Regions from separate parts of the Homo sapiens genome. Here region 1 is linked to region 2. Evidence: read pairs that join two places in POLR2A ChIA-PET (ENCODE). Cell type or tissue: K562. All regions are shown on one strand. Each heading gives the region's core, and the rest is flanking DNA. Links, peaks and the distances in the headings are about the cores only. Region 1 overlaps MYO1H (myosin IH). Region 2 holds the start of FOXN4 (forkhead box N4).

Evidence for each region. ChIA-PET counts read pairs that join two places held together with the same protein. Peaks named below come from ENCODE experiments on the same cell type or tissue, not always from the same donor. Only the 100,000 strongest peaks of a DNase experiment are listed, where the experiment ranks them.
Region 1: POLR2A ChIA-PET joins it to region 2 with 6 read pairs; 5 of 35 experiments call an interaction of 5 or more read pairs at or near these places.

The regions. Positions count from the first base shown.
Region 1 is chr12:109,366,264-109,374,388 of GRCh38, forward strand. All of the region lies in intron 1 of MYO1H (myosin IH), which reads left to right. Among named protein-coding and RNA genes, the nearest start is that of LINC01486, 11 kb to the left of the region's middle. In K562, for the core only: no CTCF peak of the experiment used is centred there; no DNase peak of the experiment used is centred there; H3K27me3 peaks cover 332 bases.
Region 2 is chr12:109,309,254-109,317,304 of GRCh38, forward strand. It overlaps FOXN4 (forkhead box N4), which reads right to left and starts at 31. Exons shown (of 10, transcript NM_213596.3): 1 at 1-31. It also overlaps a transcript of MYO1H not described here. RefSeq lists a silencer at 3,247-3,447. In K562, for the core only: no CTCF peak of the experiment used is centred there; a DNase peak (open chromatin) is centred at 1,298; H3K4me3 peaks cover 724 bases; H3K27me3 peaks cover 1,847 bases.

The sequences.
Region 1 (8,125 bases), core at 3,520-6,019, 61 kb after region 2:
CTGTGTACCAATGTCCCATTAACTTCAATCTAAGTCCTGTCAACTTCAGTCTGTGTACCAATGGCCCATCAACTTTAAGTGCCTGAAGTAAAGGGATCCAGGGGTGAATTGTTAGCCAATGCTATAGTTTATTCAAGGTGGGGGCAGGCTTGGGGAAGTCAGGGGCCTCTCAGTACCCCTCAAGGCTAACCATGTAAGAATCCTTGAAACAAATGTGGAACTGGCTTGAGACCATATAGCTGTGGGATTTGTTTCACGGTTTAAGAGGACAAGAAACCGTACTCAGGTGCCTCTTTCTGAACTTCCAGAACAATCTCCTTGCCAAAGAACGGGAAGCTCCCTGTGCCAGACTAATCAGTGACTCTCCCTCAGATGCAGAAAAACTTAATTATAAATGCAAAGCAACAAAGTGCAAAATTGAGCAGTGAACAGATGTAGACAGAACATTTGCATTTGATATATAAAAGGTCAAACTGAGTAGAGGCAAGAAGGATGAGCAAGAAGCATGATGGATGTGGGTTGAATCTCAGCTCTGCCACTTACCAGCTGTAGAAATATTGTCACTTATTACTACAGATTGAACTTCCCAGATCCAAAAATGCAAAATGCCCGCAAATCCGAAACTTTATGAGTGCCCACTTGATGCTCAAAGGAAACGGTCATTGGAGAATTTTGGATTTCAGATTTTCAGATGTGAGATGCTCAACCAGCAAGCATAATGCAAATATTCCAAAATCAGAAGAAAGTTCAAAATCTCATGTATTTCTTGTCCCAAGCAGTTCAAATAAGGGATACTCAACCTGTATGTCAATTGTTATTTTATCATCTGCTACTTCCAGGGGAGGAAAAACTCACTTTTACATAGTTACCTTCATCAGATATTTCTCTGCAGGAAAAGTTTCATAAGCAAAGTCAAAAGAAAAATGGGAAAATGGGGAAAAATATTCACAGTGCATAGGAAAAGGCTAATTTCCTAACTTTACAAAGAGACCATACAAATGAAAGACAAAAATAAGTTCTCCTTAGACCCTTAGGAAGGATATGAGTAGGTGGATCATAGAAAAAGAGATACAAAAGCCCGTCACCTGTACAAAAATATGTTCTCTCTCGCTTGCAATTCAGGGAATGCTTCCATCTCCAGCTACATTGCTGGAGAAAATTTTTTAAAAGACCCATAACACAAGTACTAAAGAGATTTGGGGGAAAACTGCATTTTCATACCCAGTTTGTGGAAGGGGAAGTTGCGGCAATCTTTTATATTTATTTATTATTCATGTATTTATTTATTTATTTATTTACTTATTTCGAGACAGAGTCTTGCTCTGTCGTCCAGGCTGGAGTACAATGACACTATCTCGGCTCACTGCAAGCTCCACCTCCCAGGTTCACCCCATTCTCCTGCCTCAGCCTCCTGAGTAGCTAGGACTACAGGCGCCCGCCACCACACCCGGCTAATTTTTTTGTATTTTTAGTAGAGACAGGGTTTCACCGTGTTAGCCAGGATGGTCTCGATCTCCTGACCTCATGATCCGCTCGCCTCCGCCTCCCAAAGTGCTGGGATTACAGGCGTGAGCTACCATGCCTGGCCTATTTTTAAATTAGTTTTTAAAGACAAGGTCTCGCTTTGTCACCCAGGCTGGAGTGCAGTGGCACAATCATGGCTCACTGCAACCTCAAACTTCTGGGCTCATATGATGCTCCCGCTTCAGCCTCCTGAGTTGCTGGGACTACAGGTGTTGCACCACCACTCATGGCCAGCAGCAATCTTTTTGATGAATATTTGCTAAGTAAGCTCTCCAAATTGTCTTGACCTAGCAATTCCTCCTCTGCAAGTATCTCCTACTGGTTCTCTCAAAGAAAAGGCCAAATTATAAGCAGGAAGATGCCCATTACAAGATGGTTTGTGACATGCAAAACTAAAAACAAAGTTAGTTTATAGGACTGTCCGCTCCTCAAGGACAGGAATATCTTTCTGGCTTGTTCACTGAAATATCCCAAGCAAGTGCCTAAAGCAGGGCTTGAGATGTAAAAAGAGCTCAATAGATGTTTGGCAGATAATTGAAGGTAATAAACAATGGGACAACTTACAGTCATTAAAAAGAATAAGATAGGCTGGGCACGGTGGCTCATGCCTGTAATCCCAGCACTTTGGGAGGCCGAGGCAGGCGGATCACCTGAGGTCAGGAGTTTGAGACCATCCTGGGCAACGTGGTGAAACCCAACCTCTACTAAAAATATAAAAATTAGCCAGGTGCAGTGGCACACACCTTTAATCCCAGCTACTCGGGAGGCTGAGGCAGGAGAATTGCTTGAACCCGAGAGGTGGAGGTTGCAGTGAGCTGAGATCAGCCTGGGCAACAAAGCAAGACTCCATCTTAAAAAAAAAAAAAAAAAAAAGGGTTCTTGCTGATAGGAAAAGATGTTAAGGATATATTGGGGTTTTTCCAACTTTTATTTTAGATTCAGGGGTACACGTGCAGGTTTGTTACCTGGGTTTATTGTGTGATGCTCAGTACCCAATAGTTAGTTTTTCAACCCTTTCCCCCTCTCTTCCTTCCCCCTCCAGCAGTCCTCAGTTTCTGTTGTTGCCATCTTCATGTCCATGAGTACCCAGCGTTTAGCTCCCACTTGTGAGAACATGCCATAATTGGTTTTCTCTTCCTGCATTAATTAACTTAGGGTAATGGCCGGTAGCTGCATCCATGTTGCTGCAAAGGACATGATTTCTTTCTTTTTTTTTTGAGACTGAGTTTCACTGTTGTCACCCAGGCTGGAGTGTAGTGGTGTGATCTCGGCTCACTGCAAATTCTGCCTCCTGGGTTCAAGCAATTCTCCTGCCTCAGCCTCCCGAGTAGCTGGGATTACAGGCATGTGCCACCACACCTGGCTAATTTTTGTACTTTTACTAGAGACAGGGTTTCACCATGTTGGCCAGGTTAGTCTCAAACTCCTGACCTCAGGTGATCCAAATGAGCCACGATGCCTGGCTCATTCTTTTCATGGCTGCACAGTATTCCATGGTGTATATGTACCAAATTTTCTCTATCCAAGAGAATATATTGCTAAGGAAGAAAAAAGCAAAATACAGCATGCTGCATCTTATGTGATTTTGTCTGGATAAATACAAAAACCAAATGATATCGAGGCATAAATTTTCAGGAAGGATGCACAAGGAAGAGTGGTAAACCTCTGGGGAGAGACTGAGGTTCAAAGAGATGAGAGTGGCTTTTGCTTTTCAGACTGTTTGACGCTTAAAAATTGGATGGGTATTAATGATAATATTTAAAAATCTCTCTCTCACACACACCCCCATAGACATGCATGTACATGTGTGCCATGTTACAGGACATATGGCCAGATATCATGGGAACCAAGAAGTTACCAGGTTGTAAGAGTCTGTGTCTGTCTTTCTATCTCTGGGATTGCAAATTGATGTCTTTGCCTATGCATTGGCCAGTATGGTCAGCAGCATAGGTCGTCATAACCCTGTAATTCACTTCTCCATGACAAAATGAGTTAAGCCTCATAGGCTCCCCTGTATTAGTCCATTTTCATGCTGCTGATAAAGACATACCTCAGTTGGGGTAATTTATAATTATAAAGAAAAAGAGGTTTAACGGACTCACAGTTCCACATGGCTTGGGAGGCCTCACAATCATGACAGAAGGCGAAAGGCACGTCTTACATGGCAGCAGAAAATAGAGAACTTGTACAGGGAAACTCCCTTTTATAAAACTATCAGATCTTGTGAGACTTGTTCACTGTCATGAGAACAGCACAGGGAAGACCCGCCCCCGTGATTCAATTACCTCCCACCATGTCCCTCCCATGACACATGGGAATTGTGGGAGCTACAACTCAAGATGAGATTTGGGTGGGGACACAGCCAAACCATATCACTCCCTAACCCAGATTCCCAGGCCCATTTCTGTCTTGCCAATGTAGGTCTATTCCCCTCCCTGGCTGAAGCCAGGGTAGTGCCATGCCCTTGTCTACATGCGACCAGCTCAGCTCACCCCTTCAACAGGACTGAGCAGGGGAAGGATTGTCTTGGAAGAGGATGTAGGTGGGAAGGTAGTTCCTGTCATCTCTATCATGCCAAGGTCCAAAGGAGGCAGTGACATTGGTCAAAGTCACATGTCTACCCAGCAGTGGGATGAGGCTGAAATTCTGATCCCTTCCACAGCCTCCCCCATCACTTAGCTTCCCTGTTTATACTTTCACAAAGAGGAAAATACCATCTGGCTATGGAGTTGTTGTGGGTAATACATGAGACAGAGATTTGTAAACTGCCCAGTTACCGGGCTCTGTGCACAGTAAAAACTCAATAAATAGAAAGGGCTACTACCCATTTTAATATTACATTTTATTGGCAGGGAGGTACATTTGGGTAAATCAATGTTGATTTTCCTTCTTTAACCTGTGCTCGCTCTCAGACCAGTGGCTTTAGTTAGAATGCTTCCTCTTTGAATTCTCTAGATTATTTCAAATCTATACATGGCACTGAATTTATTCACTCATTTGACAAATCTGCTGAGCACCAATTATGTGGCAAGACTTGAGCTAGAAGCTGGGGACACACAATGAAAAAGACTTACCCCTGAGAGGCTTCTAGAAGGGCTCAGCCTAAGATCAAGGAATCAAGTAATTAGAATCACTGTCAGCTGCAGTTATTAGGATAATGGCAGTTTCATAACTGTAACTTGTACAAAATGCTATAAAGAAATAGGGTGAAGAGATAATAATAGAGGAATTTGCTTATTTTATAAATGTTTCAAATACAAGTTACAAAATTTAGAAAGAGCTAACAGGTATATATAACAAAGCTTAAGCCTTCTTTTCCAGAAGCAACTACGGTTTTCAATTCCTTGGGCATGCTTTTAGGGAGATGTTGTGACTTTATAAGCATCTATGTGTACACACGTACATTGGTTTTCTTTTTTTTCTTTCTTTTTTTTTTTTTTTTTTTTGAAATAGGGTCTCACTCTGCTACCCAGGCTGGAGTACAGTGGTGCAGTTATGACTCACTGCAGCCTCTACCTCCCCGGGCTCAGATGATCTTCCTACCTTGGCCTCCTAAGTAGCTGGGACTTCAGGTGTGTGCCATCGCACCTGGCTCATTTTTGTATTTTTCTGTAGAGATGGGGTTTGGCCATGTTGCCCAGGCTGGTCTCAAACTCCTGAGCTAAAGCAATCTGCCTGCCTACGCCTTCCAAAGCTCTGGGATTACAGGTGTGAGCCACCATGCCCAGCCTTGTTTTTCTTACAAATGGTAGCATTCTATTTAGGAGATTCTATAGCTCTATGGTCTTTCATTGGATGCATGAACCATAATTTAATTTACCTGTTTCCTATTGATGGATATTGAGGTTGCTTATTATTTTGTTCACATGAGAGCATATCTAGAGGATAAATATCTACAAATGAAATTATTGTGTCAAAGAATATATGCCTAATTTTTGAAATATACTTTCAAATTACATTTCATAAAGATTCTATAATATATACACCTTCTCACTTGTAATAGATGCTAGTAATTCCTTTCCACACTTACTGAGAGTATGTTCTCAAACTTAGCTATCAGAGTGCCAAAAATGAAAATCGTATCTCAGTATATTTGAATAGCATTTTTCTTTTGAGTGAAATGGAGTATCTTCTACATATATTTAAAAGACAAAGTTGTATTTTCTGTGAATTGTTGTTTACATCCTTCATTTTTGGTGTATTTGTGTGGGGTGTTGGACTTTTATTGATTTATGGAAGCTTTTTGTATATTAAGAAAACTAATGATTTATCTGAGCTATAAATTGTAAATATTTTTCCTAGAATTGATTTGTCTTTTAACTCTGCTTATAATGTTTTTTTCTAGGGAGAAATATTTTCTACGTAGTTGAATGAACAGTCTGTTCTTTTGTGGATTCTGGTTGTTTTTAGTCATACTTAGGCATGTCTTGCTTCATTCATATTTTCTTGTACTTTCCTTTCATTATTTTATTTTTTAGTGTTTAAATCTTTGATCCTTCCAGAATTGTTTTGGTGTAAAATATGACATAGATGTCCAGCCTTCCTTTTATAGAACTATCCAGTGTTTCCAACATTAATTTTGAAAATTAGGTTGATAAATGTATAATTTACATTCAGTAAAATTCACACTTTTTAGATGACATTTCTCTGAGTTTTTACAATTGCATAATGCCATTTATTGAATAACTCATTTTCTTACCATGAATTTGAAATACTACCTTGACTATTTAATAAATCCACCTGTATGTTTGGGATAAGTTCTATTCTTTCCATTTAGCAATATTGAATTGCTTGTCAATTCATGTTCAAGGTTATGTTATTGAATTTATGTCTTAATTAAAGACATATGTCATCATGTCTTAATTTATGTCTTAACATTGAATTTATGTCTTAATATCTGCTAAGGCTGGTACCTTCTCATTAATCTTTTTGTTTCTTTCAGAAATTTCCTGGATATTCTTACTTATTTTTCTATATGAGCTTTAGACTCAATTTGTTTAGCATGCAATAAATCTTGGCAGTATTTTAAATGGGACTTTATTTTATAGTTGAACTTAGGTAAATTAATAACTATATGATATTGAATCTCCCTATCCAAGAACATAGTATATCTTTCCATTTGTTTGAATTTTTTGTGTGTTCCTCAAGAGTGTGTTAAAATTATTTTTATAGAAATCTGGCACATTTGGTGATAAACTTATTCTATATTTTATCTCTTTAGTCAATATCTTAAGGGGAGTTATTTCTACCATTGCATATTCTAACTAATAATTATTTGGTTACATTAGAGCTATTGATTTTTGTTTATTAACTTTGTATATGGCCTGAATTTACATATCATATATAATGTTTGGATTTTCCTTGGAAATAGTAATCAGCAGATGCTTTTCTTCTCCAATGTTTCTATTTTGATTTCCTCCTCTTATCTAATTGCATTGGCCAGTACTTCGAATTAGGACGATAAAGAAAACTTACGTCTTTTTCTTGATTTTAAGAGGCATGCTTTTATGTTTATTAAGTATGGTGCTAGCTTTTGAGACATAGCTGTATTTTTATAATGTTAAATAAGTGTCTACTGTTTTTGTAATTATCAAGAATGTAATATAATTATAATTATCAAGAATGAAAATTGAGTTGATCAAATGCTTTTTTAAAACTTAGATGTATAATTTTTCACATGATCTATTGATTTGGTAAATCTATTATTAATAGGTTTTCTAATATTGTATTCTTAGAATAATCTATTTTATTACTAGATTTTCTGATATAACATTCCTGGAATAAATCCCATTTGGTCATGTTTTACTATTTCTTTATGTTTTGTTGAATTCAACTTGCTAATCACTTATTGAGGAATTTGGTTTTGATATTCCTAAGATGAGCTTGGTCTAGTTACTTTTATATTTTTATTACAAAATATCACACACAGAAGAGTATATATAAATATGTATAACTTAAAGAATAACAAACACTCATATGCCTCCACCCAGTGAAAGATACAAAACCCACCCTTGGTTTTCTTTGTTGTTTTACCACCTGTAAAAGTATTCTCTAGCCAGAGTGGTGGCACATACCTGTAATCCCAGCTACTCGGGAGGCTGAGGCAGGAGAATCACTTGAACCTGGGAGGTGGAGGCTGCAGTGAGCTGAGATCACACCACTGCACTCCAGCCTGGGCGACAGAGTGAGACTCTGTCTCAAAGAAAGCAATAGATTGCTTAATTTTGCTTATTTGGGGCCCTTGTTATAATAGAATTAAACTACATATACTCTTATGTGACTGGCTTTCTTTGAACAATGCTGTTCTTTGAGATTGAACCACGTTGATCAGCACGTGATGGATTCACTTCCGCAGTTGTACACAGCATGACTGAATTAAACATTTTTGTTGAATCTATCCTGAATTGGCCTGTTTTTCCATTTCTATAAGTCATCTTTTGTGTCCTTCTGGAGTGTGTTAAAAAGAATATGGATTCTGGAGTCAGGCTGTTTAGTGTCCATCTCAGTTGACATGTACTAGCTATGTGGCAAGTTATTTAACCCCTCTGTGTCTCAGTTTCCCCGTCTGTAAAATGGGAGCTAAAATACCTACTACCTCATA
Region 2 (8,051 bases), core at 1-2,500:
TCCCTCTCTGGAGCTGTCCAGCTCAGAGCATGCGCAGTAGCCGTGCGGGGGGCTTTTCCCCAAGGGTCAGTTACAGGGCAGGGTCAAGGGGATTGCAGCGGGCGTTTCCCAGCAGCCGCGAGCCTTGCACGCCCCGGGGTTCTGGGGGGGGGGTGTGTGTGAGGGGGGCGGGGCGGAGGAGTGCAGGGGTAGGGACCCCTCTTCAAACTTTGCCAACAGTGACAACAACTGCATGCCCGAGAGCATGCGTTGAGGAGCAGTGGGAGGGTGATTTCGGCCAAGGGAATTAAGTTGCAAAAGGAGGCTGGGTGCATTAAAACTTGCAATCCCGCCTGGGGCAAAGGACGTGGGCGGGCGGAGAGATCTGTTGCAACCCCCTCTCTCCCCCAAAGTGGAGGACGGGCCGGGAGGCAGAGACGGGGCCCCAGGTGGACGCGGATTCGGTCCACCTGTCCCTTTAAGAAAGTTGCGCCCGCGCGGGCTGGCGCGCAGCGGGAGGGGGCTGCGGAGCGGGGCGCGGGGCGCCTCCACCTGCTGGGGCCGCGAGGGGGGGCCCGGGCCCAGCGCGGCGGCGAGGCGAGGAGGGCTCCCCGGGACTGCGCGCTGCGCCCCCCTGTCCCGCGAGGAGGGTGAGCCCGCCCGGAGCGAGTGCGGCGGGGCTCGGCGGCCCCGGCAGCCGCGACGACGGCGACGGCGGTGGCGGTGGCGGTGGCGGCGGCGGCGGAGGCGGAGGCTGCGGCGTTCGGGGTACGGCGCCGCGAGCCCAGCGCAGCCGTTGGGGGCAGTGGCCCGCGTGTGCAACCGCGCTCCCTCCCTTCCCCGCCGCCCGGCCCGCGCCGCCGCTGCCCCGCCCCGCCTGGAGCCAGCCGCGGGAAAGGTGGCGCGGACCGCGGACGGCGGCGGGGCCCAGAGCGGGCAGAGGTCTCCACAGGCCCCTTAGGAGGCTTGGATGAGTTTGGTCCCCTGGAAAGTTTGCGTTTCTGGCGCCCTAACTCTCAAGCCTCCGTTGCAGTAATTGCCACGGCAGCAACGATATTAGGCACGGCTACCCCCATTCTTTCGTTACTTATTGACGCCTGCTTCTGGGTTCTTCTTCGCATCAGCCCTTGATGACATAGCATGGTCCTCCTTTTGCATGGGGGGAACCCAAAGCCCCGAGCGGCAGTGAGTGGGTCGGCGGCGCACGGGCAGAGCGCGGGCTCCCGCACCTCCCCAGCTCGCGTACTGCACGTGGACCTCTGCGCCGCCCCCACCGAGTGAGGCTCAGGCACCCGAAGCGTCTGGAGTTGTTTTGAGGCTGTCCTCGCGTTATCTACTTCGCAGCAGGCAGGGGACCAGTGTCCCCGCACCTGTGACTGTTTTTTTTTTTTTAAACCCAGTGTTTAAGTTCAGGAAGAACTCAGGGCTCCCCTGGACTGGGTGTGCCTGGATTTCAAGTTCTATTCAGGTGGGCTGTGACCTTGGCACTGGTCCATGTCCTCACAAATGGTTTTCTGGTAGCACCTGGACGTCCTTCCTCCTTTCTTCTCTGCCAGGAGTAAATAGATCAGCTTTCATTCTCTAGGGAGGAAAAAGATGTAGTTTACAGATGTTAGTTGAGGTCACAGTCATGAAACTTTCTCAGTTTTCATCTCCCGCGACCAGCATGTATTTAAAATGTGTGTTTTGACCGGTTAGGAAAGTGGTTTACATAGTTTATGTTGCTTTGAATGTCCCTGAATGACATATAATTAATTCACCAGTAAAGTTGTAAGCATTCAAAGCATTTGGGTTTATTTCTGTTAATCCTTCTTGGAGTTGTAAGGAAACGTGGGTGACTTGACAACCTCCTTGTGAGGTCACAGTCATTTTCATTAAGGTGTAATTTTATATCTTCAGAATGGTTTGGAAAGAAATTGTCTCTTCTGAAAGCTGATGGATTCAGTAAAGTTTTTAAAATAAAAGGCATCCAGTCTGTGAGTTCTGTAGACTCATGAAATATGGAAAAGAAAAGCAAGAATCCTTCACTAAAAGACAGCCCCTCCCACTAAAAAGGAGTGGGGTGGGAGGTTGAGGGTGTTGGGGAGGCCATTTAATTAAAAAATTGAGATTTTTGAGTTCACTGCTTCAGGCCTGGTTGGTAAAAATATTGCCACTAAAACACCTACTGCTACAAAACCCAGGGAACTTAACAAAAACACTGCTTTCGCTTTGTTAGATCAATCTGTTTTTCCCTTATATAAATACATGGCATTTTTCAATTGTAGTAGGTCACCTGGGGTGAAATCAGAACCATAAAATGCAAGGCTTAGGAATCTTTATTTTTTAATAAGTGCCTCAGGTGATTTTATGGTCAAGCAAATGAGGACACCTGTACTAGGTGATGCTTTCACTGAGCTAAAGGCGGCCAATACCCACCTTTTTTGTTTTGTTTTGTTTAAATGAAAGAATGTGAAATTCACCTGCGTCCATAGCTTCATTACACATTATCATTTGCTCCGGTGTAGGGAGAGGATCCCAGGCCTTATATTGGTCCTGATTTCTTCAGATTCCCTATTAGCACGATTTCTACGAGGCCCAACACAAACCCAGTTTACCAGACCTCCGATTATACAAGAAATCTTGCAGAAGAAAGAAAAAGCAATAGGTATGTGGCTTTGGCTTTCCTTTCCAGTTCTATGCAGTGGAAAATGCTCTAATCTGCGTCTTGGTTGCTTAGGTTTGATAGTTAAGCAGTGTAGTTATCTGCCTGATCTGTTATCTGCATGGTCTGTTCAAAGCTAAGATGCCCATGGCTATGTAAGAAATATTTGTTCATGATGCTGATAAGCTTATAAATCAACTCAGTCATAACTGGGAACACCAGTTCCTCACATGCAATGTGTAGAAACAGTGTTTGTACTGAAGGATTAAGAGTATTAACTCACTTGGCAAGCTGAAAGCAGGTTTTATTTGATCAAGAAGTTCAGTTTTTTTTTTTGTTTGTTTGTTTGTTTTTGAGATGGAGTCTCGCTCTGTCATCTAGGCTGGAGTGCAGTGGCATGATCTCGGCTGACTGCAAGCACCACCTCCCGGGTTCACGCCATTCTCCTGCCTCAGCCTCCCGAGTAGCTGGGACTACAGGCGCCTGCCACCACGCCCAGCTAATTTTTTGTTTTGTTTTGTTTTGTTTTGTTTTGTTTTAAGTAGAGACGGGGTTTCACTGTGTTAGCCAAGATGGTCTCAATCTCCTGACCTCGTGATCTGCCCGCCTCAGTCTCCCAAAGTGCTGGGATTACAGGCGTGAGTCACCACGGCCCGGCCTAGAAGTTCAGTTTTATTATCAGGTCATGACCGTTTCTTCTCCTTTTTCCCAAGTCCTTGGCTTTTGCTTTGCTTATTGGTCTAGTTTTCCAATGGTGAGGAGGAAAAGGGAGTGAGGTCTGGAATATGTGATTTGTAGTAATGATCAGGTCTCTTTCTTTGACCCTGACCGCTGGCTTGGTCTAGTGAACTGCAGGGCATGTCTATGAAGCAGAAATACCAAGGTTTTTTTTGTTTGTTTTTTGTTTTGTTTTGTTTTTTTTTTTTTTAACTTGAACCATTAAATTAGAACCCTCCAGGGCCATGGCACCCTGGGCTGTGTCTGGCACATAGTACCCTGGAGATTTATAGGCACTTTTTTCCCTTGCTTTGTCAATTCCTAAAAGCTAGGTGATATTTTCTTATAAGAAAGTTCTCAATGGAGGCTGGGTGTGGTGGCTCAGGGCTGTAATCCCTGCACTTTGGGAGGCCGAGGCGGGTGGATGCTTGAGCTCAGGAGTTCGAGACCAGCCTGAGCAACATGGTGAGACTTTGTCTCTACAAAAAAAATAAACAAAAAATTAGCCAGGCATGGTGGTGCATGCTTGTAGTCCCAGCTACTTGGGAGGCTGAGATGGAAGGATTGCTTTGAGCCCCTGGAGGTTGAGGCTGCAGTGAGTTAAGATTGCACTACTGCACTCCAGCCTGGGCAACAGAGTGAGAACCTGTCTCAAAAAAACAAACCAAAAAAAACCCCACAAGTTCTCACAGGAGAGTTTATCCAGTGCCCCCTCTCCAAGGTGCATGCCAGTAATTTCGAATTCTGGTTTCCTAAGATGTACAGTTCCGTGGCACTGTGGAGCCGCCATTTAATGTCCAACAACAACTTCAGAAGATGGGAGCACAGATTATTTTTTTCCCCTTTAGGAGACCATGAAAATACACTGGTCATTGATCTCCGCTGCTGTTAGCATGACTGATATGTGTATGATCATTCTTTGGGAGTGCGATTGCAGAAGAAATGCTTATTGTTGTCATATGTCTTATTTAATAAGAGGATGCTAAACCCTTGGATGTTTCCGGGAAGGGAATGCTCTAATGTCTTTGCACATTTGTGATATCATCCTACAACCTCAGCCCAGATCCAGGTTCATCACTGTTCTGTTCTACTTCCCAGAAAAGTGGACATAGCAGCTAACAAAATCAAGCCTGTTATGGACTATGATCCACAAATGTGCACTGGGCAAGTTGCAAGAGCATTTTTTTTTTAATTCTTTTCCATCCTTTTATAATAACCTCATTTAATTTTGTGATGGTTTTAGTCAATATGTCCAGGCATTCCTTTATGAAAAGTGTTTTCTTTGGAGTTTTTTGTTTCTCGTTTTTTTAGACGGAGTTTCGCTCTTTTTCCCCAGTCTGGAGTGCAGTGGTGGGATCTTGGCTCAATGCAACCTCTGCCTCCCCGGTTCAAGTGATTCTTCTGCCTCAGGCTCCTGAGTAGCTGGGATTACAGGCGCGCACCACCATGCCTGGCTAATTTTTGTATTTTTAGTAGACACGGGGTTTTACCATATTGCCTAGACTGGTCTAGAACTCCTGACTTCAAGTGGTCTGCTCGCCTTGACCTCCCAAAATGCTGGGATTACAGGCGTGAGCCACCATACCTGGCCTTTTTTACTTTTTTTCTTTTTTCTTTGTCTTTTTTTTTTTTTTAAGCTTTTTAAAAAAAAAAATCTGGGCTGTCTCTTGGCTGGTATTACTGAATATCTATCTCCATTGTTATGCTGCTCATTGATACTCACCAGGCCCTGGAAAATTCTGAGCTACCTTCTGAATCATCAAAGACATAACAAATTGGCATCATTTTAACCTTAAGCATGTTTTATTGTTGGCTAGTGAATAATCCATGATATATTAACACAGTGATTCCATATGAATTAGAATATTTGCTCAAAACCACCCATTCCCTGCTGCTAGCAGGCTCTTTCAATAGGGTGACAGCCCTCTAGGAAAAGGGCTTCATGATGGCTCCGCTGTGAGGCAGACCAGGTTCAAGTCTCAAAGCTGTCCCTCCCCTAGTCCCCCTGGCTGAGTGTTTCTGGACAAGTTATTCCCTGCATCCTCACTTCCCCATCTCTCAAAAAGGAATACCACCACTCATCTTTCAGGGCTCTGAGAGGCTTAAAGACAGCACCTGATGCTAGAAGGTGCTCAACAGGCAACAGCTATGTTTCCAGGTGATTGTTTCTAAAGGCGCTTCTCCTTGTTCTGTAGCTACATGGGCCCAGAAAAAGTAAAGAATAATCAAGTTGGCTGGGCTCACACCTGTAATCCCAGCACTTTGGGAGACTGAGGTCAGCAGATCACTTGAGCCCAGGAATTCGAGACCAGCTTGGGCCACATGGTAAAACCCCATCTCTACAAAAAAAATACAAAAATTAGCCAGCTGTGGTGACGTGTGTCTGTAGTTCCAGCTACTCAGGAGGCTGAGGTAGGAGGATCGCTTGAGCCCGGAAGGCAGAGGCTGCAGTGAGCCATGATCGTGCCACTGCATTCCAGCCTGGGCTACAAACCAAGACCCTGTCTCAAAAATAAAATAAAAAATATTCAGGGCCCTTGTCTTCTGCCCTGAATCCATTACCTCACCCAATTTAAGATCTTGCCTTCATTTTCCATCAGGAAATTCCATTCACCAATCACCAATCAAGGAAAAGCTGTCTTGCCTCTGAATTCTATAGCTGATTGAATTTGGCCACTTTGTGTATCTCTTTTAGTGTTATTTTCTCATATCGTGCAGGATTATTGCTCTAGCCATTGGACCTATGTTATAGGTGCATTTATATATAATTCCATATCTAATCTGGGTCTACATTATTAGACTGGGACTATTACTCTATTCTGTATTCTATTTTCTTTGTATGTGATTTTCTATTTTTTCAAATCAGGGATCCTGAGCCAGGGATCTACAGGCCACATTCAGCCACAGACAGGCTTTGTTTGGCTCACAGGTTTTCTTTTAAAATTTTTGAATTAGATGCTAGAATTTTTAAATTCTACACGTTGGGGTTTTTTCTTTAAAAATCGAAAAGTTGGCCACACTAGGCCCACGATCCCTCAAGATAGCTATCAGCTGGGACCAAGTGCAGCTTGCCTCCTGTTACAGGGCTGGTCCCAGGGTTTTCAGTATGCCCCAGACCCTACCAGTCCTTATCACCCAATCCCAAGACTTGGGCCTTTGCCATTTTTCTTGGAACATGTCTTTCTTTGGTCTTATAATACAGTGAAGACAAAAATAAAATATCTTCTGTGTCTGTGTTGCTATCAAAATTTCAAAAATTGTCAGTAGCTAATACAAAGAATGAGTTATCCTCTCAAACAGCTTACTCTGCCCAACGAGGTGCTAAGTTCTATACATCTCGTTCTGACTTCCTGATGATGCTGTGAGGTGGGTGTTTGGTGCTTTTGCTTTCTTTAGGTTTGATTTCAAATAAGTATATTCTTCTTTGTAATATATTTTGAAATTCATGGTAACTCTTGATTAGAATAATATCTTTTATGGAATAAACTAAGACAAAAATAAGAGTGTTACATGAAAATGCATAATTCCTCTGCATGCTTCAAGCCACCTCTTTTTTATGTCACAGATTGATTTGGGTGGGTGGGGGGGAGCTCTTCCTTTGTCCACAAAAGGGCCTTTTTAAATAGTTCATTGCTCAACTGAGAATCCAAACTTGTACTTTTCACTGCAAACAGCTTTATCCTGCAAACACCCAGCAACCGTGAGTGGTTTTAAAGAACTGCTTAGAGAACTTTCTTTCAGTCTTACTACTATTGTGTGTTCGGATCATGCTCCCCAGTAACAAAAAGCAGCGTGTTCACTCACCAACAGCCCATTCCCAAGATTCTAGATGGGGCCTTTCCCATCTCTTCCCATTTGTGTCTGAAGTGAGGTGAACGTGAAACCAGGGCGTATAAACTTGTTCCAATATAGCACTCCCCAGATACTTGCCTCATAACAATCCTGGCTGTTTGTTTTAGAAATGGTAATGTATCATTGTAACAAATTATACTTAAAAATCATTTAGTGTGAAATTGCAGATTAATCCCATAGGGATGGGGTATTAACAATCCCCCAGCCTTTTGGAGCATACAGATGGTGAATCTAGGGTTTACAATAGGAACAATCGCTGATTACATGCATGGGTGTAACGGACAAAAAGACCCCCACAACTTGGGCCTGGAGAATACGGTGGAGGTCCTAGCGCCTGACTTGTTTGGGACCCTCGGGTCCCTAAGAATGTGTTTCATCATCTTGCATATGTGAAATTCTGCAGTCTGTTCTGTGAGCTTTGAAACCTACCAAGTGCATATATAGAAATGTTCTTTCAGTGTGCTTAGCTTTTGTGCTTAGATTCCATTTGAATTTGTTTAAAGAGCAACTGCACAGTGGAGGAGGCAGTGAGGGTTTGGTAGATGTGCTTTGCTGATAGTTCATTATCAAAACCATACCTGCAGATTCACTAATCATCAGGAAGGAAGTTGTCATGCATTGCATGAGCTGGGATGTGTTGATTGCCTCAAAAATTAATCTGCCCTTGAGATGAAAAGGACTGACTCTGAAATACAATTCTCCTGATTTTGAAACTGTCACTTGCCTGACTCACTGTAAACTCCATGACATGCTTGATGTTGAGAATGAAAATGGCACACTTATACGCACAATCTTGAATGCAGATCACTTTACAGTAGTGGCCAGCCAGTATGTGCTGGAGACTGAAATAACCAAGTAA